4 separate regions of the Mus musculus genome follow, and regions 2, 3 and 4 are each linked to region 1. A link is a loop called in an ENCODE intact Hi-C map of the cell type or tissue named here. Cell type or tissue: left cerebral cortex. All regions are shown on one strand.

Region 1 (8,000 bases):
TGGGGTCGGGTAGAGGGTACTTTGTGTCCTAAAAATTGTGCAGAAAGGAGATACCATTTCCTCTGGGTCACTTTCTTCAGGGCCTGTTCCCAGTACATCCTCCTCTGGGGAGCAGAGGACCATTCAGAAGTGAATTTGGTTTGCTCAACCATGAGCCAGGTACATGGTTGTTTCCACTGACCAGGTTCCCATGCCCAGGAGTGACAGTCCTGCCCTGACCTACCCACCCCCTACACACACACACCAGAGTATCTGAGACATTAGGTCAACAAAAGCCTGGCAGGCAGAGGAGGCGCCTCCTCCCTTCCTGAAGGCAGCTGAAAGGTCTCATGGTATATGCACGCCAATGCTGTGCTGGGGCTTTCCCTCACTAGACCCTCTGTTTGCTGCTCCAGCTCCTGGGGCTGTGTCTCCACACACTCCTAGGGTACATGCCTGCCCGTGTCTCTCCACATACTCCTAGGGTACGTGCCTGCCTTGATTCCTTGACTGCTGCAGCTCACAGTTAGCAATATAAACCATTCTCTTGTCTTCCCAGCAGAAAGCAGTACCTACTGGTGACCTGGTTAGGTCTAAGAGTAAGTGTGGGGTAATGACTTCCCTGACCTCTGTTTCCAGGGGAGGCGTGGTGAGCACCAGGGAAGCTGCCAGCCTCCTGAGAAGCCTCTCTGGGACTTTGCCACACAACATGTGCAGCCCAGGAGTCTTTTGTCTTCCAAGGAACTGAATTTAACTGCTTCTCAGCTGTTCTCGGGCTTCTCACTCTGTAGAATGCGTGGATGCTGCTGAGTGAGTTTTACATTTTATTTGTGTTCCATGGTACTAGGGAGTCGAGCCCTGGGCTCCATGCCTGCAGAGCAAGGACTCTACCACTGAGCTATGCCCAACTCTATTTATTTTATTTTTAAGAGAGAAAAAAAGTAAATAGCATGATTTGTTTTATTTAAGGCAGAGAAAAACAAAAATCTTAAAGAAATAAGGACCTGATATCAAAATTGAGTGAAGAGGAAGTATGCTAAATGAGGAAGCAGCCAGTGTGAGAGCGAGCTGAGCCCTGAGGGCGCGCAGAGGAGTGTGGGCCCAGGACCTGGGCTCCTTCCAGTTTCCTGCTCCAGGACAATGTGAGCCCATCTATGGCCCCCAGACTTAGCTCTGTGTGGCTAAGCTGAGGCTAGACACCTCCAGCTGCAGCTCATCTGCCTCGGCCTGTAGGCCGGTGGTGACAGCTGCTTCTGCCATGCTACTGCCTCTTGCTCAGCCAGAGCGTGGAGGAAGTGACCAAGAGGGACGGCCAGCACTTACTAGGAAGTATGTGTGCCGTCTACCCAGCAGCACATCTCCTTTGCAGAGAGAGTTGCTTGGTGACTCAAGGGCCTTCAGAACCATTGCTTAAATACTTGTGGCAGCTCGCCCCATGGCTTCTTGCCACTCTCAGCTTCACTCCAGATGACAGCTACTTTTCTGTCCCAGGCTAAATCGTGAAGGAACTGTCTGTGAAACTGTGATGTGTCCATGGGTGTATGCAATCACATGTGGTGAGAGAGCCTCGGTTCTAATAACCTATACCAGTACAGTGTGTCAGGCCCCATGTACCATTGGCAGCTAGCAAGGCCGAGGCACAGTTTACACACTCTCTCTGTGCCCGTGCCCATGCCTGAGCCCATTCTGGTTCATTGGCCTCATCCTGCAGGCTGTATCGCTTGTATAGCTTGTGGGTAGCAGGGTAAGGGTCTCTATCAGCCATTCTGACTCCCAAACACTCTGCCAGGCTCCTGGAAAGTTAACTCAGCATCCACAGAGCCCATTCTGCACGTATCTTCCTGACAGACATATTCACCTTTAACTCCTGCCCTTACACACACACACATACACACACACACACACACACACACACACACACACACACACACACACAGCGTGGATGCTTTCAGCCTATGCTCTAGAGCAACTGTGGAACCAAGCTTGAAACACAAGGTCATGCAAATGATCCTTGCAGCTCACAGTGGCAGACTGAGGGTCTCTGCTCATGGACAAAGACAAGGACAGCCTCATAGAGAAGAAGGGCTCTGCCTGCCAGCTTGCCATGCAGACACTGAGTAGTCCCTATTTGTTCCTTTTCTCTTAGAGACTACTGGTTCATCCCCAGAGCTCTTCCCTCCTTCTTCCTGACCACCATTGTGATGAGCTACTCTAGGAGTCAAGCTGAAGTGTCCTTCTGGGGTGCAGTTTTCCCTATGGCCATCTTAATGCCATGCAGCCTAACAGAACCATTTTTCTGCTCTTCTGAGCTTTGTGGATCAGGAAGTGTGGGAAGGAAGCCCTGCCAGTCAGAGACAGCTCCACAGTAAAAGAGAAGTTGGGGGTGGTGGGAGAGAACCCCAGTTCTAGCCCTCCCTGACTTCTGGTCTCCTGTGGTCACTGCAACTGCCTCCTCTTCCTCAGGTTATGGGTGAGTGAGATGGTTCAGTGGGTAAAGTAAAGGTATCCACTTCCAAGCTTGGTAGCCTGAGTTATGGAAGGAGAGCACCAACTGCAGCAGGATAGCCTCTGTCCTCCATATGTCTGCTGTGGCACGTGTGACCATATGCATACATACACTGCACACATAGATAGATAGATAGATAGATAGATAGATAGATAGATAGATAGATAGATAGATAGATGGATGGATGGATGGATGGATGGATGGATGGATGGATGGATAGATAGATAGATAGATAGATAGATAGATAGATAGATAGATAGATAGATAGATAATGAAATAAATATAATTTTTAAAAAGAAAAAGGAAAGGGATGTTTAGAAAGAGATGGATGAGGGAATGCCTTGGAGGACATGGGATATTCCCAGGCAATCATGGGAAGCCCAAGACCTTAGGCAAGAAGGTATCGTGTGCTGGTATGCACTCTGAGCCTGGTACAACCCACTGCTCACAAGCCTGTGGGTAAGCTGCCCTGTGGGTCTAGTGCTCTGGTACTTTTGTATACTCATACACTGTCCTGGTCAGTTTTCATACTCTGTGGAGAGGTGAGGTGTCCAGGGAAGCCTGAAGTGTAAACTCAGCTCTACAAGGAGGAGCGCAGTGAGAAATGTCACGCATTTGCAGACTTTATATTGTACATTAATGCTGTGAATTTAAAGTCATTTGGCCAACAAATATATACCTATATGTAGGCAACAATGAAATTTGCAAGGAGGGTTATATGGGAAGGTTTGGAGAGAGGAAAGGGAAGGGAGAAATTATATAATTATATTATAACCTCAAAATATAAAAGAAATAATTTTAAAAATTCTTAGTTCTGGGGCTAAAGAGGTAATTCAGAGGTTAAGAGTATTTTGCTCTTCAAGGACCCAAACTTGGTTCCCAGCACCCACTTCGGAGGCTCATAACCACCTGAAACTCCATCTTCAGGGGATCCAGTATCTCCGGCTTCCACAGGCACCTGGGCTTACATGCACACACATGCAGAATTTAGAGGTTTTTTTTAACTTTAAAAATCTTAAGGCCGGGCAGTTGGTGGCACAAGCCTGCAATCCCAGCACTTGGGAGGCAGAGGCAGGTGGATTTCTGCGTTTGAGGCCAGCCTGGTCTACAGAGTGAGTTCCAGGACTGCACAGAGAAACTCAAAGAAACCATAAGAAAGGGGGGGGGGGGAGCGGGGAAGGGGCTGTCTTGGGGATAGGATTTCAAGTCATACTTGTTCTCACCTGGGATGGGTCTACTTCAGAGAACTTCCATTCCAGTTCACTGAGATAATCAGCCATCACCCTCCACTTTCATTGTCAATGGAGATCTGCCTCATGATGGCCACAGGAAGGGCCCCAGATAAACAGAAGGTCTACTTCTTTCCTTCCTTTAGTTTAGTAGGGACAGCAAAACTTTTTATTAATAACCATTATACAAAAGGAACAGTGCTTGTCAAAACATAAAGGGGAGTTATTTATGGAAGTAGGAGCTGCTTAGCGTTTTCCCAGGCTCCATAGGTCAGAGATGGCTCCAGACATGGAGACCTGTGTGATGTGACTTGCCAGCCTCCTCACAAAGCCTAAGTCATCAGCTGACACATGTTTGCATAGTTTCCAAGATCCTGGGTGGGGGATTCCTGGTCTCGGTGATTTTGGCTGCAAACCTTGGCACTGGCTCCTAGAGATAGCACTGGGCCCTCCTTATCTCTTGGAACCTTCTTGAACTTGGGACTGCTGCATCAGTATGATCCACATTGGCCCTCAGTATTTAAGTCCTGTGTGCTTCTTGAGGCTCAGATGCGTGCAGAGTCTCTGAATGGGTATTCTGCCTGGGGAAAACTGCTCAGAGACAGTGGACCTAGGACTCTACAGGCTCCTTCCTCGCTACTCGCTGTCCTCGACTGTGGCCCTCTGGCTCCCTCTGCTGACCAATAGGATTTCCTACCAGGACTGTACAGATGAAGTCCAGGGAGAAAGAGACTGCTGTGAGTTGGCCATCTTTGTTGTCTCTTGGGTGGTGTCTGTCTGGGCAGTGCTAGGGGACAGAAAGCAGAGGGCGGGAAGCAGAAGCCAGGAGGGAGCCACAGTGGTGTCCAGAGCAGAATGGTTTCTGGGGACTAAGTCTCAGAACAGAGGAATTCCCTTATTGAAGCTGGCTGACTCCTCCAGGCCATTACTGGGGAATCTGGGGTGGAAGTGACTGTGCCTTAAGTCACTGAACAGGGAAAGAGGAGGCCTGAGTGGGACCCCTTCCGGGAGACTCCCGTAATGCGCTAAAGTGAGGAGTTGGTCAGTCGAGCTGCTGTGAGAGGATTTCTGGTCACTGAGTACATTTTTGGGCATGAGAGGAACTGGTCAGGGCCTGTCTGATGGGTGAACTGTCACTTGTCCTATATTTGCATGTGGCAAACCCCTGCACACAGCCCAGCCAGCCACACTACGACATCTTCCTACTCACTGGGCTGGAGAGAGATCCCTAATCACTGCTCCATCCTCTGGCTCGATAGACCTCCATAGATCCTGCCAGATGGGAAAGAACAGACATGTGCCCTGGGGGAGGAGAGAATCTAGAGCAATCCGCCCCTAATCCCTGGCTGGGCCTCACTCAGACTGGAGATGGCGGCTTCAGAGCCTGGGAGTTTTATTAGCACACCTGCTCGAAGACCCCGGCTCCCAACAGCCAGCTCAATGCTGCCCAAGGACTGTGACTCTGGGAGCCTGGCACTGTCCTCAGACAGCTGGGGCCTTAAAGCTCCTGGCACCTCATTGCCAGCACGGCTTTGGGAAACAGTATCTATGCAGGTGAGGCTCTGGGTCGGGAGGGGGTGCGGGGGGGAGGAAAGACTTCAATGTGGTAGATGCAGTAGGGTTATAGAATAAAGGAAAGTCAGTTCTTGAGGTTGTCAAGCAGCAAGCTCCCTCTGTGGGTTCCTCAGAACCAACCTCTCTCCTGCCCACTTGTAGAGAACTCTGGATGCAGAGGAGCTGGCATAAAATTAAACCCAAAGGGTGCTTCTAGTCATGGTTGCTTCTGTGTTCAGGAGGAGTGTCAGGGAAAAGGAAATGGAGGGGTTCTGAGAGCATTGACCCCCATGGACCAGAGAGAGTTTAGGTTTCTAGCATCTGACTGCTGGAGAGTTAAAGAGCCTCTGAAGTGAAAGAGCAGCTCCAGAGGCGGTTGCACCAAGAGCCTGTGGCTCTACAGCGATGGAAGAACAGTGGGCATTTATGTAGACAAAGAAGCTTTGTTCTCAGAAGGGCCAGGGCTGAAGGGAGGACATAGCTGTGACTGCAGCCACGAAGTAGCCCTAACAGGGTCAGAAACGAAGGTGTAGGGAAGGTTAGAGCCTCCGCCAGCACCAGAGATTAGTCCTTAGGAGCAGAGCAGGCGCGTTGATGAAAGGTGGGTAGCTACACGTGGCCTTGGCATGGATGGGTGTGGCATGAAATAAGAACGTGTTCCCTCATCTATGTGTGGTCTGTACCCAGTAATGCCCCTGCAGAAGCAGTAAAGGGCTTACAAAGCCACTGGGGGCATACTCTGTCTCCTCATGTGGCCTGAGCCGTTGCTATGGGGGATCTTTCCATCTCGATCTCCGCATATACATATGCCCTTTGGGTGCCTATTGAGTATCTGACATCTGACCACCTACCCTCTGGAGAAAGGGCCCTTAAGCTTCCTGGGTATTTTCCCCATATTACCCCCTTGCCTGCCTAGAAGTACTTGGATCCGTATGATGACCTGTCCAAAGCTGGAGCTAACATTTCTATGGGCCCCATATGTTCCCACTGGGAAGAGAGAGCCACCAGTCTGATACAATGGAGCAGGAGCAGCCTCTGACTTCAGGTCCTGAGGCTGGAGGAGGCTTCCCTTCTGCCCCCTACCGTTTTCCCATTAGCCAAACTGCCTCTTTGAGGCTGGAAGATTTTAGCTAGCCGTGGGCTTTCCTCTCCATCTTGATCTGGATTTACTTCCAGAGGGACTTAATTTGTGTGGGGGGGGGGGGTGGGGGGGGTGCATTTCGAGACAGGGTTTCTCTGTGTAGCTCTGGCTGTTCTGGAACTCACTCTGTAGACCAGGTTGGCCTTGAACTCAGAAATTCACCTGCCTCTGCTTCCCAAGTGCTGGGATTAAAGGCGTGCGCCCAGCCCAAGGGACTTAATTTTAAAAAGTAAAGCAAATCTGTGTTCTCTATCCCAAAAGAGTTGATAGAATCAGAGTCTCTCCAGGACAGTAGTGAGCTGCTCAGAGCATCTCCGCTGAGTTACTGCTGAGTCACTCGTCCTGACAAACTCCCCCCACCTTCAACCTGCACAGTCACTTTCTGAGCTCTGATGCAGTGGAAGCCAGACCCTACCCTCAGGAGCAGCATCCTGCATGGTCCCACCGGTGTGGCCAAGCACAGAGACAGATCAGGCTAGCTGATGTAGTGTCTACCATTTGCCTGCCATCTTTCAGAATGCTGGGCTATCATTCAGTGGGGAGGGCAAATGTCCCATGGCCAGATTAATGCAAGGACACTGAACTCAGGCCCAGGAAGAGGCGAGAAGCCCAGAGGGTAATGGGAGCCAAGGCTGGGGAAGTCCTGAGCCAGGAGACTCTGTAATTTGGCAGGGTACCTAATCCAGTTTCAGTTTGTGTTGCTGAAGCAGGGTAGGATGGCAGGTCTGTGGCACGACCAAAGCTAGTAGACAGGGTGCCCAGCTATTCATGAACTGTGGGGAGATCTCCCTGAAGCCAAGACAGAAACAGGAAAAACTGGCCCCAGAGACTCAGAAATCACTCCAGCTCTGCCTTAGCCAGAACATTCATCAGTGTGTCTTAAACTTGGGTATAGCTGCAGCCCTGGCTAGTAAGCTCTCTAATAGGACCATGTCATGGACTCCCCACTGCCTAGATCTGCCTTAGAGTCTGCTCAGCCTATTCATGGCTATTCATCCCAAGTCAGGTAGCCAGAGTGGACCAGCCTTTCTCAGTCAGGCAAGTAGGGTAAGGGGACCATGCCGTGGGGGCTTCAGCCCCAGATGTGGTGCTGGTAGCCGTCAGAATGAGTGAGTAAGGATCTGCACCATTTGGAGAGAGGAGCTGTCTTTGTAGCTAGGCCCTGCTCCAAGCTGGGGGCCTGGAGTTTCCACCTGCTGATGACAGGCACTGAGTCACCACACTGTTCCTCTCTCTGTGCAAGAGAGAGGCACTCTGGCAAGAGTCTTCTCTGGTGATCATAAGGCAGAGAGGCAGTCAAGACACCCTCCTTCGGCTACTGCAATGGGTGGGTTCTGCCCTTCCCTGCCCATGCTGCACAGCTTTAGCCCCTCCCAGTTCCAGATCATCTTTACAATTCTCAGGGAGACCCCAGACCCATGAGGCACCCATTTCCCATCCCTTGGCTCCCCTAGCCCTTGGCAACTACTAATCTGTCGCCTCTGTCTCTGTAGATTTAGCACTCTGGAAATCTCAGCATGTAGCCCTGCTTAGCAAACTGTCTATGTCCTGGCATTATCAGAATGACCTTTCTTGTTGTGGCCAAACAGTA
Region 2 (8,000 bases), 89 kb before region 1:
GTGGTTGCTGGGATTTGAACTCAGGACCTCTGGAAGAGCAGCAAATGCTCTTAACCGCTGAGCCATCTCTCCAGCCCAAGAATTTTTTTTTTCTGGGAAAAACACAAATATTTTAAGAATGTGCGCCGGGCGTGGTGGTGCATGCCTTTAATCCCAGCACTCGGGAGGCAGAGGCAGGCGGATTTCTGAGTTCGAGGCCAGCCTGGTCTACAGAGTGAGTTCCAGGACAGCCAGGGCTACACAGAGAAACCCTGTCTCGAAAAAACCAAACAAAAACAAAACAAAAAAAAGTGCTTTCACTTTAATCCCAGGTTATGGCTATGGGGCTGCTTTGGACTATTGGAAGCAGCTGACAATGATTTGCTTTGTGCTCTAGCAGAGGCGTGGTTTTGCCAGCTGCAGATAGGTTCAACAATTATGTGATATTTGAAATCCTGGGGACTTTATAGAGGGAATATAAATGCTAGGGCCCCTGAGAGGCAGGGTTGGTGGTTGTTAGTCATGATCCAGGGATATCTCTCTCTCTCTCTCTCTCTCTCTCTCTCTCTCTCTCTCTCTCTCTCTCTCTCTCTCTCTCTCCCTCCCTCCCTCCCTCCCTCCCTCCCTCCCTTCCTCCCTCCCTCCTTTCCTCCTCTCTTCTCCTTTAACTCTTACCTAGTGATAGGGGGTGAAACCAGGGGGATAAGGAGTGGGATAACTGAGAACTCACAAAGTAGCAAAGACCAGCTACAATTAAGACAGGATCACCAGAAACCAACCCTCCTGCCTACTCCAGAGTGTACACTTAAACCAGAGTTCCCTTTCCGCTACCAATCTTCCCAGACCAGCCTCAAGTATAACCCCAAATCTCACTTCTACCATAAACCTGCTGAGCATTTCAACCTTACTCTGTTCTTTCACACTGCATCAACAGTACATAACTCTGCAATTTATCATTTAGTGCTGCCTTATAGCACTTCCAGATTATCTTACCTCTCCACATACCTCCATGTTGATAAGTTCTTTAATGACAAGTTCCATCATTTAGAAGTCATTCAGCCAATACTTTGTGATTAATAAGTGCTAAGTATGGCAGGTAGAGAGCTAATGACCCAGAGATCAGAGCATGCACTAACCCCAACTCCATCCACACTTTCCTTCCTTTCTTCCGTCCCTCTTTACTCTCCCTCTGTTCTGGTTTCTTCATTGTCAGACTTAACGTGCACTCACTACTTACCCTGAAGGAAGCACTCCACAGCAGACTACTGGAGTCTGCCAAACCTACTCCTTGCCCTCTAGCCTTACCTGTGAAAAGTTCAGGGGCCATATGGATTGGTGTCCCCACAATGCTGCCTGACATCATAGCTTCTGGTTTACAGAATCCTAAGTCGGTGATCTTGGCACGGTTTTGTTTGTCCAGCTGCCAAAAACAGCAGGTCAGAGTCACCTTTTGTCTGCACACCCAGCCTCAAAGCAGTCCTAAGAAAGTCCTGCCTCCAACCTCACTATCCCACACTCTCTCCTGTCATTGTCCTCTTCCCCCATACTGTCAATAACCTGATGGCAGGGGTTGTTTCTTTCCTCTTTATATCCCCGACATATACTGGGATCACTATAGTCTTGGAAGATCGAGTAATGAAGGTCTGTAAAATGAGGAAAACATGCTGGCACCTGATTTCCCTCTTCAGCAACCAAAGCAATTCTTTAATTCTTAAAGCTCTAATAAAGGGTTAGGTGTGGGAGACCTGACCAACATATAAGACCTTGGCTCTACCCTAATACAGTAGAAAGAACAACAATGATATAAAAACAAACAAGCAAAAATTGATCATAGAGAATAAATGTGCCCCTTCCTGTTCCTGATGGCCTGTTATCTTTCTATCTACAATATCCAGGCCATCTTTCTCTCCCCCAAACTGCAACTTCATGGGTGTTATCATGTGACACTGGAAGGTATTTTTTCCTAAATTATTACATTTTATTCATTTGCTTTGTGTGTGTGTGTGTGTGTGTGTGTGTAGGTCAGAGGACAATTTGTAGGAGTCTGTTCTCTCCTTCCACTATGTAATAACAGGTACCATAGCCTGTTATGTCCCCACAGTTGAGCCATGTCACTGACCCTAAAAGATGTTTTTAAGAGGACTCTGTCAAACAATTCTTTATGATCTATGTGATGTGACCTTGTAAGGTGCATTTATGCATGACAGCTATCATCTAGCATCTCTGATAAAGCACTAAATAGTAAGAATCCTGGACTCCTCAAAAATACCAATAACAGAAAGACCAACAAAAGAGCAAAGATTATTCAATATTAAAGAAGGCAGAAATAGCATGGTAAGAAAACATACTGCAGAATCCTTGGATTAGATCCTAGATAAGAAAAACAACAACAGCAAAATACCAAACAGATCATATTTGGAACAACTGGATATAACAGACAATAACAGAATATATGTTGATAACACTACTGTATCAATGTTAGACTTGAGTGTGGTAATGGCATTCTAATTATGTAGGAGACTCTTCTTAGGAGAAACTTGCTAACATATTTTACCTTCATATGATGCATGAAAAGAAATAGAAATATGACTGAGTGGGCACCTTTGCAGGAATATAGGATACAAGGGTATCTGGGTCTCCAACTGCCACTCTTAACCTTTCTGTGAAGACAGAATTTCTCAACAGTGGAGGGAAAAGGTTTTGACACAAGGTCATCTGTTGAGATTGGTCCTTAAGTCCAGGGCTCCGTCTACTCACCATGGTGCTAACTCTCCTATTTTCCATGTAAATATTCCTAGAATCAAAGCTTTTTACACAAACCCTCCAGAGAGTAGGAAGTCCTCTCTAAATATAGCTCTATCTTACCAGCACATTTTTCAGTTTGATATCCCGATGAACAAGCCCCTGGCTGTGCAGAAAGCGGATTCCCTCCACCACATCCAGAGCTATTTGCAAACGTGTCTCCAGGGTCAGCCCAGCCTGGAAAGACAAAAGAGCCTGGATGTCACAAGAGCATAACTCCTCAACCCAGCAGAGACTTCCAATTGTGAGAACTAAATGACTTATGGTGGCAACAAAGGAGAGAACAGCGAGTGGGAGGTACAAGGAAGAAGTTGCTGCACAGGACGGAAGGCAGAAGGAAGCCTTTGGCTGGCTGCAGTGGTCAGCAGGACCAGAATCCAAGCAGAAGAGGTTTGAGTTCTGACAGCATCTCACTGCCATCATCAGAGCAACTCTGGCACAGCCTCGAGAGAGATTTGCTTCCACTGCTTCTATAGGCTTGGTTAGCCCAGGTTTGTGTTTATGGGTTCCAGTTCCAAAGTCATTCTGATTACTTAAGGGTCTTTCAGATTCTGAAAAATGTCCTATTTCTTCCAAAAACTCAAATGGGATTCTCTAGCCCGCTTACAGAAAAACCTCAGGTGTTCCTGAGATAAAGAGGGAACTACTTGGGGTCTCTTTTTCATGTCACTAATTCTTGTGACTCCTGGAAACATTTCTAAGTTTTCTCTACCTTACTTCTGAAAGTCTCCATGTAAGCTCATACAGGGGAGGCCAGACACTCAAGGTCAGCCTCTCTCTCCTACTGAGTTCCAATGCAGGGGACAGATAAGAGAAGTCACTAATGGTGATGTTTTTGTTTTTTTGTTTTTTTTAGATGACAGTTTAAACTGAACAGTTGACTGAGAGTTTCACCTTTCCTCAAACAAAATTCTTCAGTGGCACACCCCAACTTACTTTTAAAAGTCAAGACCACATAACAAAGATCTAATATATGACTTTGTGCCTGCCCCTACTGCATGTCTCTCTCTCTGTGTCTCTGTTTCTGGTGATATGGGGTTTGAACTCAAGACCACACATGCCAAGCAAGTTCTCTTATCACTAAGCTACAACTTCGGTCCCATATAAGTGATTTCACTTTAAATCTTACTGGAACTTGTGTTAGAATACTTGGAATGCAGAGCCTCTCAGTATCTACAACTAACTCCATTTGAATTCCTTTTAAATTTTTAAATGTTGTGCATGTCGTGTTATGGATGGTGTGTGTACATTTATGTGGGTATGGAATCTCTCCAGATTTATTATAAAGACATGTATAGTACTATGTAGTATATACATGTAATATATGTAATATACACATATATTATATGTACATATACATAAGGCAGTAAAGCCACATTACTCCAATTTCTATGAAAGTGAGAAGTTCTGAATAAACAGGAAAGGATGAAGTCCAGGAAGGAAGGGTTGAGCCTGGCTCCAGCTGGCCCTTGTCCCTGACTGCCTCAGTCACCTTCAGCCCTGTGTAGAGGTCCCGGTGTAGCCGCTCCATGATAAGCAGTACAGCAACGCTGGAGCCGCCACCATAGTTGTAGTCAATGACTGAGCCATGAAGATCGACCAGCCGCTCATGCTTTGGCAGAGACCTATGAGAAAAAGAGGTTTTGGCAACTACACTTGGGCTCTAACTCTGCATGAGATACCAGGATGTAAAAGAAAGAATCCCAGGTCCACACATAGTCCAAGTCCAGAGAGAGGGAAAGGAGAACTGCTTCTCCACTAAGGCTAAAAAGCCCAAGACTATCAATACTGACAGTCCTTGTGACTAAGAAAGAAAACAGCATGAACAATTGAGAATTGTGATGGGAAAAGACTAAGGAAAGAGCATGTCTGGACCAGATCACTAGGTAGGTAGAACACTTTGCAATCTGTGTGTAGAGGGATAGGATGCTGCAGCTTGTGATAGGAAACTTATCCCAGCCTTTTAGCTTCTTTGGGTATTCCCCAGAGAGATTAAGGAAACCAAGGCCTACCTCATGTAATGAAACTCCAATGCCAGATCGTTCCAGTGCTTCTCATCTGGAGGAACAACTGATTTGAGGGCACAAGGGAAGTGTCCCCCCCAGTTGTCACACAGGTATACCACACCATATTGGCCCCGGCCTAGTTCCTGTCCTAATTTAGGTTTACCTATAAGATATAAAGACAGATGGGATAGAGACTTACCAAGCATTCTCTTTAGATTCTTAGATGCAGTCCTGCCTAGAGGCCAGAAGTTGTAATCATGCAGTCATGCAATAGAAAGAAATTCAGTGTATTCTAACCAAGTTGGATGACTTAACTTTGATCGTGTTGTTCACATTACATAAGCAGCAGAACCAAACAGGAATTCAAAACCAGCACTAAGTGCTGAGGCAGCTTTGCAAGGAGGCCGGAGTCTAAACTCTGGGGTTCTTGGAGGCCAGGCATAAAAATGCCAGAGGGCCCTCAACTTCCAATCTACTTGGAAAGAAGCAAGAACTCACGGTGAAGCAAGACATCCTGTAAAGACCGGCTCTCTAGCGAAAGGCGGGCCAGACGAGGGGCGTGATCTTTTCGAACCTTTAGCCACAGATCTTCAGTTTTCTCCAGACGGCCAGAATGGCCAGCTTCCAGCTAGGAGGGAAACAGAAAAAGGCAATGTAAGACTTTTCAAGCCCCTCACCTCAGCTTCCCCACGTATACCTAGAAATAATCTCTCATGCTGACAACTGTGAGAACTGAGTACGAGACATGTTTAGGACAATGGCAGTGAGATGTCAACAGTCATGCTCCTTTTAGATGCCTGGCATATGTTCATTCTCTCCCCCTTCCTTACACACACGTGGGGCACATAACTGAACTGAACAGAGTCAGGAAGTCACTCCTCTTTCATTCATTCTTAAACTACTGTATAAACATATAGAAAGTGTGTACTCCTCCATGCTCCTTTCTCACTCAGCTATATGGACAAAAATTAACTGGACTAATTTTTGAAAACTATAAGAGTAGCAGAGGGTATACTCTTTCTCTCTCGAGGAGGCTCTTTTCTGACTGTCCCAGCTTTGCTCCTTTCCTACATACGCACCTGCCTCAAGGAGGCTGCAAACGCCTCATGAGAACTATTGAGCCGCGTGCGGAACTGGCTGCAAATGCTCTTGGCCAACTTGGAGGCGCTGAGGCTGTCGATGGCTTCCTGGGCCACCTTCCTCTTCCACTCTAGAGTGATGGTGGGTGGGTTCACCCATGTGATACGCTGGATGATCTGCCAAGATGAGGACAGTGAGATCATTGAAGGAAGGAGAAGGCACTCCCAGGCAGCTCCAACAATGCCCTTCCTTCTCTGCAGTCTCTCACCAGGAGCACCCTAACTCAGAGCCTATGAAATCCAACCTCAACTCTAACACTGCCTACCTGAAACCCAGAGTTCAGCCAGAGGTAGGCACCAACGACCAGTAAGCCTGATCTAAATGCTCGCAGCCCTCAATGTATTCTGTTCAGGGACAGGGACAGGACAGGACCCACACTCTTGGCCCCTAACAGCAATGTGTAGTTTTTTGTGTGTTTGCTTTTTTGTTTCAGACAGGATCTCTCTCTACATAGCCCTGGCTGTCCTGGAACTTTCTATGTAGACCGGGCTGGCCTTGAATTCACAGAGATCTGCCTGCCACTGCCTCTTCAATGGTGGGATTAAAGGCTGCACCACCATCATCGACTCTGTCTGGATTTTTGTTGTTTGTTTACTTGTTCGTTCTTGTGGTACTGGGGAATCAAACCTGTGGTGTTGCATATGTGAGGCAAACCATCTGTCACCAAGCTACATCCCCAGCCCCAACAATACCTAGTTTTTGTTTTGTTTTGTGTGTGTGTGTGTGTGTGTGTGTGTGTGTGTGTGTGTGTGTGTGTTTTTCGAGACAGGGTTTCTCTGTGTAGCCCTGGCTGTCCTGGAACTCACTTTGCAGACCAGGCTGGCCTCGAACTCAAAAATCTGCCTGCCTCTGCCGCCCGAGGGCCGGGATTAAAGGCGTGCACCACCACGCCCAACTAATACCTAGTTTTGAGGAAACATTTAGGCTGAGTCTTTACTGTCTTTACAGATGAAAAAAACCTAATGATGTAGAATTTTGTGGCTTTATCAAGTGTTATATAAATGTATAGCTTTTTAAAGCGTTAAAGGAACATTGGTAGTAATTAAGTAAGACTAGGTGTTTAACAGAATTCTCTCAGAGAGACAAACCAGAATAATGGCCACCCTCCTTTAAGAGCATCTTTGAAGAATCTGTTCTATTGGAGAGTGTACGATGTAACTGAGCCAATCATGGACTGACAGGACCCCTCTGGGGAACACTCACCTGCTTGATTTGTTCCCAAAGCATCCGAGTAACTGAGGATCCCGAGTGAAAAGTGACCTCAACATGGTAAGCGGCATTTAAGATCTGGAAGAGAACACATGAAGGAGCACATGCAGACAGCCATCTCTGGACAACTTCAAGAACAAGTCCATGTTGGGTGTGGCAGTGCACATCTTTAATCACTGCAGGCTAAGGCCAGCCTGTTCTATATAGCAAGTTCCCAGCCAGCCAGCCAGATCCATAGAGTGAAACCCTGTCTCAAAAAACAAAAAAGAAGAACCACAATCTAGCCAGACACAGCACATGTCAGTAATTCCATCACTTCAGAGGTGGAAGCAGGAGAATTAGTTCAAGTCCAGCCCTAAACAAAACAACAGCAAGTTCAAGGCTAGCCCAGTCTTGGCTACCATGTGCCCCACTCCTTCCTTCTGCTTGCCCAAACAAAGAATTATAAAGCAGTCCAAACATTCCCAAATTTATTCCATATTTACTTTATATTATATATGTGTTTATGATATATATATATATGCGCGCGCGTGCGCGTACACACACACACATATGTACACACACAAAATTAACCCAAATTCATCACCCCCATTTTGTGACTCAATATGTTCTTTTACTTTCTATTCCTTTTTATCATCTGTAAGTTTACAGCTCATTAGCATGTCCCTCAGGCAGTAGCCATGTAGTAGGAAAACAAAATGAAGTTTTAACTAGACTATCTCAAAGGGAATTCCTTGGCTACTTTGAGGTTGGGCTTGTCTGTAAATTGTCCCAGATATTACCTGTGACACAGTGTCTTAGCAACCATTCTTTTCACACCTGTTTGAGATAGTTGCTGGTAATATGAACTGAGACATCCTGTGA
Region 3 (8,000 bases), 160 kb before region 1:
GAGATCCATGGGAGCCAAGCTGTTGGGTGTGGGTAGACGGGGCCAGGAAAAGGTTCCCAGGAAGGACAGGTGGCGGTAGCCTCGAGCCAGGCTTTCCTGCCAGCAAATGGCATGCTAGCGACTGCTTCTTGCCCATGGTGGAGGAACTGGGGCGCTGCATGCTTGAAGACAGTTGCCTGAGCCCTCTTCTCCATCTCCAGTTCTACAGGAATTCTCCAAGGAGGAGAGAGACCCCGTGAAAACCCACGAGGGCTGGGGGGTGATGCTGCCCTGTAACCCACCTGCCCACTACCCAGGTAAGTGGGGATTCTGGGCCAGCGCAGGACTGGGAGGGGGAATGTACCAGAAAGGACTTCTGGATGCTAGCATGGGAGAGGAAAAACAGAACAGGAGGTGGTAAGTCTTAACTTTCAATGGCTCTGCAATTTCCTAGCTGGACTGAGAGTGTTCGCAGTTCATCGTGAGGAGAGAGTCAAAGTCATCTCTCCCCTCTCCACCCCCAGCCCCTGATCAGAGCTGCAAGTTCTCATGAGAAGACAGAGTTTGCAGCATGTTTGGGGTCTTGCCCAGATTGCCTGTGATCCCAGTACACCCTTGTTTCCTCAGACTCCTTCCTTTCTAGGTTTGTCCTACCGCTGGCTCCTCAACGAGTTCCCCAACTTCATCCCAACGGATGGGCGTCACTTCGTGTCCCAGACCACAGGGAACCTGTACATCGCCCGCACCAATGCCTCGGACCTGGGCAACTACTCTTGCCTGGCTACCAGCCACCTGGACTTCTCCACCAAGAGCGTCTTCAGCAAATTCGCGCAGCTCAACCTGGCTGCTGAAGGTCAGGATCTAGGGTAATGGAGGCTGAAAGGGTCAATAGGCCTTGGAGAAATGGTATTCTACCAAGCTTAAGAATTGCAGCTCAGAATATATGAGGTCCTGCTGCCGGGTCTCAGATCCTTGCCCCAGGCCCCCCAGAAAAAGAGAACATTTGGAGATTCCAAATATTTATGTGGTGATCTGTGAACTTTGGAAGGCATGGGCCCTAATACAAAGCACCTCCCTGGAGCCCTTTGCATGTGGTTCACACAGTCAATCTCTCTCTCCCCTCCACCCCCCCAGATCCTCGACTCTTTGCTCCCAGTATCAAAGCCCGGTTCCCCCCAGAGACGTACGCACTGGTTGGGCAGCAGGTCACCCTGGAGTGCTTTGCCTTTGGGAAGTAAGTACCATCAGGACAAGAGTGTCCTGGGCCCAGGCAGGGTTTCATTTCAAAGCCCCTCAAGAGCAGGAGGGATCACAGAGTTAAAGAGAACAAAGTCAATAGACTAACAGAGTCCTGGACACAAAACAGGCACCACCCACTACCTATAAAACAAGTTCTGCCAGTGAGACATCACATACACACACACACACACACACACACACTCACACACACACACTCACAAACACACACTCACTCACACACACACACATACACACTCACTCACACACACACACTCACACACACACACTCACACACACACACTCACAAACACACACACTCACTCACACACACACACATACTCACTCACTCACACACACTCACTCACTCACACACACACTCACACACACACACACACTCACTCACACACACTCACTCACACACACACTCACACACACACTCACACACACTCACACACACTCACACACACACAGATGGAGGGGCTTTATAGGCATGAGGGAGTCATGTGGCCTCCCAACAGTAAACAGTAAAATCCTAAGCAGTTTAAGGAGCAAGCCAGGGCTAGCAGCAGAAAAAACAGTGTGCCGACCCCATCCTGCTGGTTCAAAGCTCAGCTTCAACACTTGCTGGCTGGGAGACCTCGGGCAAACAACCTCACATCTGAGGCTCAGCTCTAGGACTGACGGATGGTCAGGGTTGACAGTGGCTAAAGGATTCTTACAAAGATCAGTTGGGTCCATGGATACCAGGCCCTGAGAGTGGTGCTTGGTGCTTTGACAGGTGTGGCATGAATGTTACATTAGCCATTTCACAAATTACAGCAGAAAGGCTTGCTTCTCTTTCTTGCTGTCCCGGAAAAAGGATCCTCTAGAGCAAGGGTCATTGCTTTCTGCTGTGTGGGATGTTCTTGAGCATCCAGGAAACATGTATAAATGAGCAGGGTAACATGTTGATTCCTCAGATCCAATGGTTCCCTAGCCCATTTTAATGTCCAAATTACTAATAACTAACATGCCTTGGAAAGGCGGGGTGATGATAAAAGGGACCTATAAAAGCCTGTTCCTAGTCTCGTTTGTGCCCTCTTCCCGTCTGTCCCCTCCCAAACAGGAGTCCCCTTCACCTTGTCCAGTGCTTCAGGAGGGCCTGCGAGTGTGAGCATAGGCTCTGTGGACACTCGAGAAACATGCTCAGCTCAGCTCATCCCCTCTGGCTCTTTCTCCCCTGCCAGCCCTGTTCCCAGGATCAAGTGGCGCAAAGTGGATGGTTCCTTGTCCCCTCAGTGGGGCACAGCAGAGCCCACCCTGCAGATCCCCAGTGTTAGCTTTGAAGATGAGGGTACCTATGAATGTGAGGCAGAGAACTCCAAGGGCCGTGACACCGTCCAGGGACGCATCATTGTGCAAGGTACTGAGCTGGAGATACCTCCGTCTTCCCTGAGGAAGCAGCATGAAAATCCAAGAGACTGGGAGGCCTTCTGCTTGAGCCTTCTGACCCTTGCCAGGACTGCTAAACATAGCTGGAGAGGCCGTTTCAGAGCTCAGCGGGGGCATACAGAAAGCACACAAGTATTTCAAAAGATTTAGTTGCTAAATCAGTCCCTGGCACAACCAGAGAGTGCCAGCTTCTTCGCCCTCATTTCTTTGTTCTCTCCAGCCCAGAATACCAACAGCGCCCTCTGCTGTCACTTACAAATACTGCAGCCTTATAATTCCCTATTCCTCTCTTTCTTCCCCACAGCTCAGCCTGAGTGGCTAAAGGTGATCTCAGACACAGAAGCCGACATTGGTTCCAACTTACGTTGGGGCTGTGCTGCGGCAGGCAAGCCTCGGCCCATGGTGCGCTGGCTGAGAAACGGGGAACCTCTGGCCTCCCAGGTAGGAAACCAAGGCTTCCTCCCACACGACCACCCTCTTCTGCTGCCTGGCCCGCTTACCCTGCTGGGCCAACCAAGGGGTCTTGGGACGTTCTGGTGCTTCTTCTCACAGAGAGATACATGGCCACAGGTGGGTCACCTGTGTAGCATCACAGAGATCTGGGATCCCTCCATCAACCAGAAATGTAACCTTAATCTAGCCTCCAGGAGACCTAAAGGACCAGGCAGCCCTGAAGTAGACCTATATTCATGAACCCTCATGCTGAGGGATGTTAGCTTACAGCCTCTGCAGCACACCACCACCATCACCATCACCACCCGCCCCTGACTCCTTCCTGGCCTCCAGTGGTCCTCATCTTCCTGCCTTGGCTCTTCTGCACAGAACCGGGTGGAGGTCTTGGCTGGGGACCTGCGATTCTCTAAGCTGAACCTGGAGGACTCCGGCATGTACCAGTGTGTGGCAGAAAACAAGCATGGCACCATCTATGCCAGTGCTGAGCTGGCTGTACAAGGTAAAGGACCCAGGAGGCAGGGACAGCCCTGGTGCTTGAAGGTTGTGTCTGGCTGGGCTTCTCCAAATGCACACTTGCAGGCTCGTGTGCTAACATACACATGTATGTTCTTTCTTGTTTTCCAATGGCCCCTGAGTAGCACCAGTTTCAAGACATGAGACTGAGAGTTTTCCAAAGACATGGTTTTTGGGTTTTTTTTTTTTGTTTGTTTGTTTTTGTTTTTACTTGCTGCATTGAAAAGATCTGATCTGTATTTAACCTAGTTCCTTCAGCTCTGTGGCCTGTGGCAAGTTACCTGATTCTATGCCTCAGTTTCCTGATTTTAAAAAATGCTTCATCCTGTCCTTGAACAGCGCTTTGAGGGGAATTGAAATTCAAAGGGTGAACTATGACAGGCCTGACATTCAGACGGGGACAAGGAACACCAGCCACTTGAGCTTACAAGGCACGTTTTCTCTGCTGCAAGATGAACGTTAGAAGCCTTTATTAAGTTTAATAAGGCTCAACAAAGACTTACTCGTTTTATTTTTTATTTTATTTGTACGAATGCCTGTATTTGTATGTGTATCACATGTTACAGAAGTCAAAAGAAAGTGTAGATTCTCCTGAAACTGGAGTTACAGATGGTTGTGAGCCACTGGGCACTGGAAATTAAACTCAGGTCCATGCTCTGACTTACTGAGCCATCTCTCCAGCCCCAAGACTCTTCCTTTCATTCAATTATTCAACCAATAACTTACAAAGCATCTCATGAGGAGCAAATACAGTAGTACTTAAATACTTAAAGTACTGTACAAGAAAAGGGAGAGGAACAAACTTAGAATTTATTCCAGAGAACCCTAAAAGTATGGTTAAAAAAATACCAAGGACAGCAGTGGTACCCAGGTGAGCAGGTTAGATGGGGTGGTCAGGAAAGACTCTGAGGAAGTCACGTTTAGACTGTGACCTGAGGGAGACAGACTTGTAAATATCTGGGGAAGTTTCAGGTAATATGCATGCAGACACAATGATCCAAAGGCAGGTAAGACTTGGCATTCAGGGGGTTAAAAGGAAAGCTATGGGGCGTGGAGGTGGAAAGATGACTCATCAGTTAAGAGGACTGGCTGCTCTTACACAGCAGACCCAGGTTCCATCCCCAGTACCCACAGGGTGGCTCACAACTACCTCTAATTCCAGTTCCAGAGACTCATACGCCCTCTTCTGGCCGCCTTAGGCACTGCATGCAAGTGGTACCCAGACATACAAGCAGGCAAAACATTCATATATATATATATGTGTGTGTGTGTGTGTGTGTGTGTGTGTGTGTGTAAAGTAAAAATAAAAGAAGTCTTTAAAAGAAAAAGGGAAAAAGTTGAAAGCAAGACAGACAGTTGGAGCGTGTGAGAGGGACGAGTGGAGCCAGATGTGATGACACAGGGGTAGATGAGTTCTAGAGATGTTGCTGCCACTTGACAAGTTGGTCTCCAGAGGCCAGATGCTTAGCACATAGCCAGGTGACATCTTAGTTGAGGTGGGCGGGTGGCTATCTCGAGGGTGAGTGTTTGAGCACCCTCTCTCCTGCAGCTCTGGCCCCAGACTTCAGGCAGAACCCTGTGAGGCGGCTGATCCCTGCAGCCCGAGGGGGAGAGATCAGTATCCCGTGCCAGCCCCGTGCGGCTCCAAAAGCTACAATACTGTGGAGCAAGGGTACTGAGATTCTGGGGAACAGTACCAGGTAGGTTCTGTGTGCCACCGCTGAGATGACGTCTTGGAGGTCAGTCCCCTTCCAATGGCCACGGTGTGTCCCTCAGTTGACTAGATCTTTTTCTGTCCTTGCTGCAGAGTGACTGTCACTTTGGACGGCACCTTGATTATCAGAAACATCAGTCGATCGGATGAAGGCAAATATACCTGCTTTGCTGAGAACTTCATGGGCAAAGCCAACAGTACCGGGATCCTGTCTGTGCGAGGTAAGGACTGTGGTCTGTTCAGATGCTGGGATGCTGTTCTGCCAACCATCTGCTCTTGGCTTCCTATACATCTGCTTTCAAGGCAACGTCAGAACTCAGTCTCTCTTGGGACCACCCCTGGCCAGCCTCCAGAATCTGACCACTCATGAATATGCATCTCTTCTAGGGGTACAGGCCAGAGCCTCTCTCCTTCCTGGGCTTTTTCCCTCACAGAGCCTTGTTTTGTTGTTGCTGTTTTGCTTTGTAGATGCAACGAAGATCACGCTAGCTCCTTCGAGTGCTGACATCAATGTGGGTGATAACCTGACCCTACAGTGCCACGCCTCGCATGACCCCACTATGGACCTCACGTTCACCTGGACCCTGGATGACTTCCCTGTTGACTTTGATAAGCCTGGAGGTCACTACCGGAGAGCCAGTGTGGTAAGGCCTGAGGCCTCATAATTCTCCCTCCTTCCAGATAAGACAGGGGACTTGAGATGGCCTCAGTCATTACCAGCTTCAGGCTTTCCAAAGTTTCCCCTAACCCCCGAGGCCATGCCGAGAAAGCTCACCCTAGGACCCACCGCCACCTTTCCTGCATCCACCCAAGGACCACCCTTCTAAGTTAGAATCAAGCTTTAGCATTCCAAGTACCCCAGGAGATTCTCTCCACTATTGTCCCTCTCCCCTAGTGCAAATGCCATCATTAACTTGGCTCATGAAGACTGTCTTATGTGGCACGCTTTGATGTCCAGTGGTACCAAGTAGCTCATTCTTCCCATTGAACAGATAGGAACACTGAGGCACAGAGAGCATGGATGCCATTCAGCCAGGGAATCTAGGCTCCATTTCGTCTTGTGGCCTATTACACTAGTCAGGGCTTCCTCCTGTCTCATCATTCCTTGCTGTTCCCTGTGCACAGAAGGAGACCATTGGGGACCTGACTATCCTGAATGCCCAGCTACGCCACGGAGGGACATACACATGCATGGCCCAGACAGTGGTGGATGGTGCATCCAAGGAGGCCACAGTCCTGGTCCGAGGTAATGGGAGTCAGCCACCACAGGTCTCAGAGAGGCTCTAGGCTTTCCGACTCTCCCCACCTCTCTTCCCTCCCTGAAGGCTGACAGAAGCTGGAGAGATGGACACTTCTGTTTAGTGCCTGTGTAGTTCTTTGTGGGTCCTAAATGAGTAGACTATGTCTTCCAAAGCCATGATCAAGAAAGAAAATGTACCCTAAACACCCCTAAGACTTTACCTCATGAGCCCAGGAGTTCCAGGTCCAGTACAGGGCAAACTTGTACACCCTTCTGTGAGCCACCAAGTCTGAGATGCTTCGCTCCTCATCTTTCTCCTCTGCCCCCATCCTCTGGCCTCCCACCCTATCTCTCCTGCCCTCTGATGCCCCATCTAGATACTGAGTCAGCCCAAGCTGAGGCTAGATAAAACCGACTCAAACTGTCCACCTCTGACCCAGGGTGCTCTGCTTCTTACAGGTCCCCCAGGTCCTCCTGGGGGTGTGGTGGTGAGAGACATTGGAGACACTACTGTTCAGCTTAGCTGGAGTCGTGGCTTTGACAATCACAGCCCCATTGCCAAGTACACCCTGCAAGCGCGGACTCCACCCTCAGGGAAATGGAAGCAGGTTCGGACCAGTAAGTATGAGGCACCATGTGGGTCAGTTTTAATAACCACTGTGTGCACAGCAGAAGACAGGGGTCAAAGGGTCAAGGCTGACCCTAAGGCTTTGAAAAGAATTAAGGTGTGTTCTCTTACCTCCAGGGAGAACCTAGGCAGGCAGGGAAACCTTCATAGCCAGGAGGGTAAGGAGAGGGAGAGCTGGAGGCAGCAGCCTTGTGTTGCTAGAGAACGCCGGCATGCTCAACATCCGTGGAGGGAAGAGCAAAGGCCCTGTGGCATCAGAGCTCACTAGCTTTTCAGACAAGCTTTTCAGTCAAAGAGTAATTGAGGGCTTAGCGAACGAACGGTAGGACCATGCTGAGGGCAGAACACAAATGGCCACATGGGTCCGGAACCTGCCACCATCATAAATGGCCGCTGGCCGCTGACTGCCTGGGACCTTGCAGATCCTGTGAATATCGAGGGCAACGCGGAAACTGCCCAGGTGCTGGGGCTCATGCCTTGGATGGACTATGAGTTTCGGGTTTCAGCTAGCAACATCTTGGGCACTGGGGAGCCCAGCGGCCCCTCCAGCAGAATCCGCACTAAGGAAGCAGGTGAGTGTCTGGAGTTCTCTGCAAAGGGAGCCCCAGCAGAGGGAGTCCCCAGCAGAGGGAGTCCCCAGCAGAGGGAGCTCTAGGCTCTAGCAGGGGGGGGGGGAGCGGGGGGGCGGGGGGGGGGCTGGGGAGAGCTCCAGCGCTGTGGGGGGAGGAGCCCCAGCAGAGAGCGCTCTAGAGGAGGAGCTCCAGCATTGTGGGGGGAGGAGCCTCAGGAGGGGAAGCTTCTGC
Region 4 (8,000 bases), 230 kb before region 1:
ACAAGCCAGTTCCCCAGCTCGGCAGCTTACTGCAGTCAACATGCACAGCAGGCATAAGGTGCACAAGGCTGTGGCCAGTGTAATGTTGACACTGCTTTACAGTGAGCTGTGTTTTCCAAATAGGATAAAAAAAAAAAATTGCTGGGCCTGGGCATGGCTCAGTGGGAGGGGGCTTGCCTAACATCCATGAAGCTGGATTCAATCCCCAGCACTGCAAAAGCAAAGCAATAACATAAATAACATTATAAACGTGTAACCCGGTAACCTAGTGATGGCTACCACCAAGCAGTATAGTTGTTGCTATGGTTTTGTGACTGGCAGCCCAGTAGACCTTTTTACACAACTCCAGCACAACCATACATGTAATACTCTGTAAAATGACGTCATGATAGCTACAACCATCACTAGGTGGAAGAATCATACGGGATTGGACTCTTACTAGCAGGAACATCACACAGCTCATGCCTATAGGAACACACGTGATCTATTGCAAGGTCAAGCTCGGCTAGGAACCCTTAGGACGGGGCTGGGTTTCAGCCGGGACTGCAGAGCACACATTGGCTATCCATATGTGAATAACGTGTGTATAACCAAAGCACCCGTGAGCTGCACCCTTTCCCTCAGAGGCTCCTGCTGAGCTGGTTGCTTCCCCAGCCTGGTTGCAGAAAGCCACACTAACGGGCAAAGCCACCAAAGGGATATAAGCTGCCTCCCTGTTACCTCAGCCAACTCTGCTACCTGACACAGATTCCAAAGGCCCTGGCCTCTTGGGCCTCCAGCCTGGGAACAGTTTCTGTCCTCAGAGGGCTGGGCTGAGATTGTAGAAGTAACTCAGGACTTTCCCTCAGGAAGGAAGCTGCATTTCAGTTGACAGTGAGGGTGGTATGGCATGGGTTCCCCCGGGTCTGTGACTTCTGAGGTCATCAGGAGTTGGCTGATGGGCAGCTGGGGACACACAGAAGGAGGTCGGTCCCTTCTTGGAAAATGAACTTGGCAGTGAACTAAAGAAAGGAAGGCCAGGTGCACCTGACCTAGCTCCTCCCCAACAGTTAACTTTTAACCCTTAACCTGCTGGCCTGGAGATTTTTCTTACTGAAGTACTTATCAGTCTCCATAAGTGTGGATTTCCTCACCACTTTGCCCGTGACACTGCTGTGACACGTTATCCCGTGGCTTCCTACCACTGCTAATAAGACCTTCACTATATCCTTCACCTCTGCCACCTCCAAGGCCACCCTTCCCATCCGAGCTCCGCTCCCTGCAGCCCTGTATCCCTACTGACTTGGACACGTGTCTGCCATCGGAACGATCTTCAACGGTATGTGAAGAAATGGCTTGGCTTCCGAGAGTTAAATCAACCATTGCTCATATACTCTGACTGTCTGGGACAACCTGCTCCTTGTGTGCCCACCTTCTGTCTCCCTAAACAGTACTAATCCAACTGAAAGCAAAATGGCCTTTGAGCACCAGGCACAAAGCTTTCTGCGCCAGGACCCCTGGTTCACATTTATGGTTCTGGCATGGACTCTCCTTGTGCAACCTGTTACCCAGCTGGGACATATTCTCCAAAGATGTGGTGGCGTGGCTCCAAAAACGGGTGAAAATTTTAACTGTGTTTCATGTTCAGCGTTACTCTATTCGTGATCAGGATCCTAAGGCTGTCCTGCCATCCTCTATGGGGAGGATGAGGTCATCTGAGACAGAGCAGCCTATAGCAAGCAAAGGGAGGACCAGTCACTACCACCACTAACCACTAACCTGGCCCTGCTGCCTCGCCACTCACCAACCTGCCTCTGTCTCAAAGGCTTACTACTGGAGGGAAAGCAGTTTGCTGAAGAACCTGTGGGTGTCTCAGAAGAGACAGCAGGCCAGCTTCCCTGGTGACCGTCCCCGGGGCGTGGTGGCCCGCCTGTTCCCCTACAGTAACTACAAGCTGGAGATGGTGGTGGTCAATGGGAGAGGTGACGGGCCTCGAAGTGAAACCAAGGAATTCACCACCCCAGAAGGAGGTAGGTCTGACCCGCAGTTCTTCAATGTGGGTTTAGACAAGGGTAGTGCCACCAGTGAGCCTGGGGCAGCTCCAGCATGGACAGCTAGGGTGACCTCGGCAAGCGAATGACCGTCACCAAAGTGACCCACCCTCCTGGAAACTTGCTTATCAAGAGATCTGTGCAGTGAGCGCATGGCATTCCAGACCCAGGCCATGAGACTGAAGCCAGCACCTCCTCTGAGGAGAAGCCACGAGTGCGTCTGGCCACTTCAATGTCCTGCTTACCAGCACCCAAGATCTACACGAGCCTCCCCCACAGCATCAAGAGACACTCCTGGGAAGTTGGCCTATGTGTATAGAGTACTACCAAGTGTCACCCCCACCCTCCTGAGGGTTTAGGTTTGATCTAACCCTGGGGTCCAGACATCTAGAAAGTTCTATTATCACCTTGGTTCCCCTTCAGCTCTTTTATCCACTCGGCATGAGCTATGGCTTCTCTGTTTCTCCTCCCTCCTTCCTTAACTGTTTCCTATTTTTCTTCTTTTCCTCCTCTCGCTTATCCCTTGCTCTCCTCTTGTCTTCTTTATCCCTGTCTCTCCCTCCTTCCTCAGTTTGGTTCCTATCATTAGTCTCTCCTCATCACTTCCCCACCCCTTTCCAGGTGCTCTGTCCTGAGTCTCTATCTCCTCCCCGACAGAGCTTGTATTCCCAGCTCAGAAGCTGGGGCCTGCTGCTGCAGCCAGTGGTGAGAGCCCTTGGCTGGGGACTGGGAACTGCACCCTTGCCACAAGACAGCTATGATTGGTTCCCTGCCTGGGAGTGGCTCTCTGGTTTGGAGGTATATTTGCAGGATTGAAGCCACCTATTTGTGTCAACTCCAGGGTAGCTGCTAAAAGGAAACTCACTTGACTTCTTCCTCCAATTCAGCAGCAGTAGCAGAGCCCACTTGGCTTTATACCAGGTGAAAGTGGTTGCCAGGCAGGCAGCAGGCTCTGCCCTTAAGGAGCTAGGTCCAGGTTCGACAGTAGTCCTGCACAGCGATACCTAAGGTCATGCCTTCATGCCTGTACTTTGTTTTCTGTGTTCTCCTCATCCTCCCTGCCCTCACCTCCTGGCTCCTTCCTCCTTCCCCAAGTACCCAGTGCCCCCAGGCGGTTCAGAGTCCGACAGCCCAACCTGGAGACCATCAACCTGGAGTGGGACCACCCAGAGCACCCCAACGGAATCCTGATTGGATACATCCTCAGATACGTGCCCTGTATGTTCTGCTTCCCTGCTTTCTCTGAATCCGATACAATCACAGACCATTTCTCACTAGTTTCTTGAGGAGTGGAGATCAGAAGCCTATGGGCGCAGAGGGCATTCCGTAGGAAATGTGAACGCTAAGGGAGAGCTCTCCATAACTAAGGGAGCAAGCAGAACCCAGTCCCTGCTCTTCTTATACAGCCCCGCCTGTAGGAGGCAGTAATCCCAGCCCTCTGGAAGCTGGTAGTCTTCAGCACCTACAAGGCTATGCAGAAGAGTTCCTCTCCCATTAGCCCTTCTATGTGATGGGCAAATGGTGTGTGCGCAGGCATCTGAGGATGCTCAGGAGTCTCCATAGGAACAGGGATGCCATCACACTTCAACAATGTTAAGACGTCCAGTGTAGACAGTGCTGCCCCTCTCTGGGAAGCCCAAAGGGCCAGGGACCTGTTACTGACACTTTAGCAGTGTGTCTTCCATGCTGTTCTGAATTGATCTCTGGATCTGACCTTTACCCTCCTGTATTGAAGAAAGTGTGGTCTTTTACAAAAGAGGCAGTAGCAATCAAGGCCCTGGGGGATTTCCCCGGTTCTATTTGGACAGAAGAGAAGAATTCCAAAGATTTGACCTTGACCGGGGGCTTGGGAAGTGCAAGCTGAGCTTTTAGAATTGGCCACGAGACTTTCAGGAGGCTAGAGACGCTGGGCTCAGTGACAAATGTGAACCCTGAGGAACACTGGAAGTTCCTCAGTACTTATAGTGGGAGGTCCCGATGCCCGCCTTTAAATCAGGTCTTGAGTATTGCTGGGCAGGGGCCACATTCCTCTTCCAGAAACTCCGAAAGCTGTCCTATCAAACCTCCCACTTGTCTCTCTCCCCAGTTAATGGAACCAAACTGGGAAAGCAGATGGTGGAAAACTTCTCTCCCAATCAGACCAAGTTCTCTGTGCAGAGAGCAGACCCAGTGTCGCGTTACCGCTTCTCCCTCAGTGCCAGGACACAGGTGGGCTCTGGAGAAGCAGCCACAGAGGAGTCCCCAGCACCTCCAAATGAAGGTAGGTCCACGGTGGCAGTCCTTGGAGTAAAAGGCCCTAACTAATCTAGACACCTAGAGAAACACACCAGAAGCTGGGTTTGGCCTTCCCGGCTAGAAAGGAAGTGAGGCCACAGAACCTCAGGCCCACTGCAGGAGACAGCCTGACTTGGGTACTGAGAGATATCAGTAGTGTATCGGGAAAGATCATCACTCTTAGATGTACAGGCGGACTGGTCCTCCACTTTGCCCTGACTTACTCAGCTACTTATCAACTATCTGTCCTTGCAGGGGAATAAGGAAGGACATGTGAGACGACAGGCAATCAGGGGGACATGAGAAATAACCATCCTGATGAACTCCAAAGAGTCAAACTGCTCATCTACTGAGAGTCCTCCCTGAGGACTCTGGGAACATCCTGTCTTTTGCCAAGGGCATAGAGAGCCAAGGAGATAGGGCAAAGTGCTTGCCTGGATCAAAAGCAGAGCAGGAAATAATATGTTCTCCCTTTACAACATGAATAAGATGAGGTGTCTGGTTGCAGAGAGGTGGGAGCTGGGAACAACTCTTGCCAAGCCAGCTTCACAAACAGCAAGTGAACTCAGTCAAGGCCAGTTCTAACCTCTAAGATCCCAAGCCAGAGCTGTGCCTGACCTGAGTGTACAGTAGAGGGCGCTCTCGGCTCATTTGCATGCATTGCTGGTTTCAGTGTAACCTCCCAAAAAATTGGACCCTAAAAGCCTCAATACTGGCAGCGCCTTATAAATGGTGAGCACTCTCTACCTCTCCAGAGAGACAATAGTCTATGCAACAGTAATTTTTTTGAGGACCCACCCTCATGTACCAAGCCAGGCACTGCACCAGTAGCAAGGGAGATAAAGATAGTAAGAAGTTCACAATGTCTAGAGACGTCCTCAATAATGGTTCTTTGTCTTTCTGCCTGAATGAAGGTGTTGCCAAGGGCAGGAAGTTTGGGGAGATTCAATATGTAAGGGGAGACCAAAAGGGCGATGTGAATAAGTATTCCTGGGACTGTCATATGATCGTGACTAGTGCCTGTCTCCCATGAGGTCCTGTGGTCTCCTCCTGATCCAGATGTGCTCTTCTGAGCATTCTCATCTGTGTCCCAGGAGAGCGCTGTGCTTCCTAAGGGGACGGCCAGGCCCTGCTGCTTCAGCACAGTATTCTTGTACAGCTGCAGCAGCAGTTGGGAAAGGACTGTCAGCCCCCTGTGTCCCTCTCTGGTCTCCTAGATAAGGAGTAGTCACACAACAAACTCCCGATCCTGGTGTCCTCTTCCAACCCCTGGACATTCAGGAAGTTGGTTAGGGCTGCTACCAGAGACTGACAGACTAGGGTACACTCTCTCTGTACTTCTAGAGATGTCCAGAAAGCCTCTCTTCCCGCCTCAGGGCAGCAGACAAAGCCACTTTGTCCAACCCCAGTGACCATGATGGGGGAATTCCTGCAACTCCAGAGAACAGAGATGGTTTTGGATTTGTGGAAATTGTTCAGAGATCTATTCTAGAGCTCTCAATCATATTTGTGTTCCTAATCTTATGAACTACAACTAATGGGGAAAACTGAGGCAGCAGAAAACCAGATCACATGCTTTCAGAGCCCCAGGGCCTTCAGCGCCATCATACTTTGAACATATGAGCCTGGGACGGTCCCTTGCCCTACTATCAAGCATCTTGCAGGGGATCTTGTTGCCTAGAATTGGCTGCTCCTGCACCACCTACATTTTTATCCTCAATTCCTGGCATCGTAGAGGATCACTTAGCCCAGCCAGGGTAGGACAAATCCTGGGGGGAAAAGCTGGAATATAACACTCTGCCTGAATTGTGCCTTGCAGACACCTCTTATATGGCAAGCCCTTGATTATGGATAGAAATGTGTTAGGTCTCTAAGCCCCAGGTGGAATAACGACAACCCGCCTAGCTCCGGTGGGGTAGAGCATGACGCCCTGAACACCACTTAGCATCCTCAGGGTTGCATCTAGCACCTGGCCATACCCCTGGAGTCAGGCTGGCGCCAGACCCTTTCTGTTCTCCTCTGTGGTCTCACCTATGCTGTTTTCTCTTCCCTCTCTCATCCTCTCTCCCTCTCTCTCTGGCCATCTTGGGTGCTGTGTCTGAAGCTACTCCAACTGCAGGTATTGTACCATCAACAGAGGTAATGGGCATGGCTCGGGGCAGTGCAAATGGAGCCCATGCTGGCCAGAGCCCAGCAAGAGGAAGTGGCGAGGGCTGAAAGCATGCTCCAGGTCACCCTTTCAGTGGAGAAGCCAAACTTGAAAGGAAGGTGTTTAGAGAGCATTGACTAGAGGATGTGAGCATGCTCTCTCCTTTCATATAATGCTTGTCCTTACGAAAGAGGCTGGCTCAGAAGTGGTCTCACATGTAGAACCCTCTGAAGCTGAGAGAAAACCTGTTGTGGCCACCTGAGCCTTGCTGGACCTGACATCTCTGATCATAGAGATGCTCTTAGAAGGTGTGCTATAGAGGGAACAGCTGGTTCCTGGCCCTGGTGACACCACAATCCCCCTGAAAGGGTGAACACACTGCATGCTGGCCTTTGCATGCTGCATGGGGGGACCCAGCGCCATTCCACCAGCTAGCGTATGTTCCATTCAGTGAGAATAAGCAAGCACGTCTCTGAGTGAGACCAGGGCTCCAGAGCCTGGAGCCTCAATGTGTGTCAGGGATTGATGGTCTTGACTCCAGGAACTCAGCTCCTCAGTATTTGGTATGGAGACAGACCCCCTCCTTTGGGGTCAGGAGCTGGCCAGGTGGGTCTGTGACAAAAGCCAACCTGCTAACAAGTTTCTCCTCCAGTCTTCATGCTGTTGGTTTGAGGGCCATCAAAGCTCTACCAAGGGCTGCCCTCAAGCCAGAGAAACTAGGCAAGGGCTGCCTGGGTTCCTTTCCTAGTCCTCTGAGCTTGGATTTTCCCACAAGTTAGGAGATGAGGGCATTCCAGGGTACACGAGAGCCTGCATAAAGAAACAAGTTTTGTTAAGACACACCTTTAGGTGAGAGAATCAAGAACCAGGCAGGAATCCGAGCTTGCTCTGTATTTCCTAGCTCACTTGGTTTGCTTCCTACCAACACCCGTTTATTTCCGCCCACTGCTTCCTACATTGATTCTGCTTCTGTTGCATACCCCCTTATGGTTTCATGTTTTGCCAGCCAGATCCGCCAGTATTAAGAAACTACCAGTCTTCCCTACCTCAGCCTCCTACCCAGTAACCAGGCCAGCCAGCTAGGCCAGTGCTTCCTCCCACCAGCCCTCTTCCAGGATGTGAGTCACAGAAGTTGTCCAAGGCCTGGGGACCACAGAGCAAACAATTCTTGCCATGCTAGAGGGAGGGTCACCCTGTCTTCCTGGCTCATGTGTGAGTCTCTTCCCCAGTGGAGACAACAGGTACTTGGGGTGAGTCCACTCAAAGCTCATTCATTGGTCAAGCATTTTTCCTGTCTCCTTCCTCATTGGGCACTCCAGACCCAGTGTAGAGGATCCAGCAGTAAGAAGTCTGCCGTGTTCAGAGGGCAGTCTGTGCAGCCCTCCTGTGAGCTGCAGTTGCAAGGAGACGTGTCATTCCAACTCCCCCTCCATGTCTTCCTTCCAATTTTAAACGATCTAAACTCAGCATGCTGTGCAGGATGGGCCCTGGGTCTTTGCTGTCAATCAAGTGTGTTTTCCAGGCACCAACTTCCACATGACACACGG

The links. Hi-C counts contacts between places; a loop is a spot of excess contacts. Peaks named below come from ENCODE experiments on the same cell type or tissue, not always from the same donor. Only the 100,000 strongest peaks of a DNase experiment are listed, where the experiment ranks them.
Region 2: a loop joins it to region 1, with 2.4 times the contacts of the local background. A loop is called at or near these places in 2 of 42 quality-filtered maps.
Region 3: it touches region 1 in a loop (4-fold over the local background); 12 of 42 quality-filtered maps call a loop at or near these places.
Region 4: it touches region 1 in a loop (4-fold over the local background); 15 of 42 quality-filtered maps call a loop at or near these places.

The regions. Positions count from the first base shown.
Region 1 is chr1:132,364,149-132,372,148 of GRCm38, reverse strand. The region is part of intron 2 of Tmcc2 (transmembrane and coiled-coil domains 2); the gene reads left to right. Among named protein-coding and RNA genes, the nearest start is that of Tmcc2, 23 kb to the left of the region's middle. In left cerebral cortex, a CTCF peak has its summit at 4,394 (motif pointing left); DNase peaks (open chromatin) are centred at 5,669, 7,096, 7,613, 7,935 and 2 more places; H3K27ac peaks cover 3,891 bases.
Region 2 is chr1:132,453,275-132,461,274 of GRCm38, reverse strand. Dstyk (dual serine/threonine and tyrosine protein kinase) reads right to left here. Exons shown (of 13, transcript NM_172516.4): 4 at 7,956-8,000; 5 at 7,131-7,214; 6 at 5,867-6,043; 7 at 5,286-5,415; 8 at 4,794-4,950; 9 at 4,274-4,406; 10 at 2,845-2,958; 11 at 1,285-1,399. Among named protein-coding and RNA genes, the nearest start is that of 6030442K20Rik, 20 kb to the left of the region's middle. In left cerebral cortex, no CTCF peak of the experiment used is centred here; DNase peaks (open chromatin) are centred at 2,877 and 3,070.
Region 3 is chr1:132,520,908-132,528,907 of GRCm38, reverse strand. It overlaps Cntn2 (contactin 2), which reads left to right. Exons shown (of 23, transcript NM_177129.5): 5 at 201-296; 6 at 623-832; 7 at 1,114-1,213; 8 at 2,445-2,620; 9 at 2,954-3,090; 10 at 3,472-3,601; 11 at 5,165-5,315; 12 at 5,423-5,550; 13 at 5,798-5,973; 14 at 6,455-6,575; 15 at 7,029-7,187; 16 at 7,620-7,769. Among named protein-coding and RNA genes, the nearest start is that of Cntn2, 18 kb to the left of the region's middle. In left cerebral cortex, CTCF peaks have their summits at 2,898 (motif pointing left), 4,786 (motif pointing left) and 7,819 (motif pointing right); DNase peaks (open chromatin) are centred at 2,869, 4,796 and 7,952; H3K27ac peaks cover 554 bases.
Region 4 is chr1:132,591,774-132,599,773 of GRCm38, reverse strand. It overlaps Nfasc (neurofascin), which reads left to right. Exons shown (of 30, transcript NM_182716.4): 22 at 3,126-3,248; 23 at 4,117-4,290; 24 at 6,409-6,423. Among named protein-coding and RNA genes, the nearest start is that of Gm51646, 48 kb to the right of the region's middle. In left cerebral cortex, CTCF peaks have their summits at 3,442 (motif pointing right), 4,932 (motif pointing right) and 7,684; DNase peaks (open chromatin) are centred at 4,935, 7,495, 7,692 and 7,988; H3K27ac peaks cover 1,007 bases.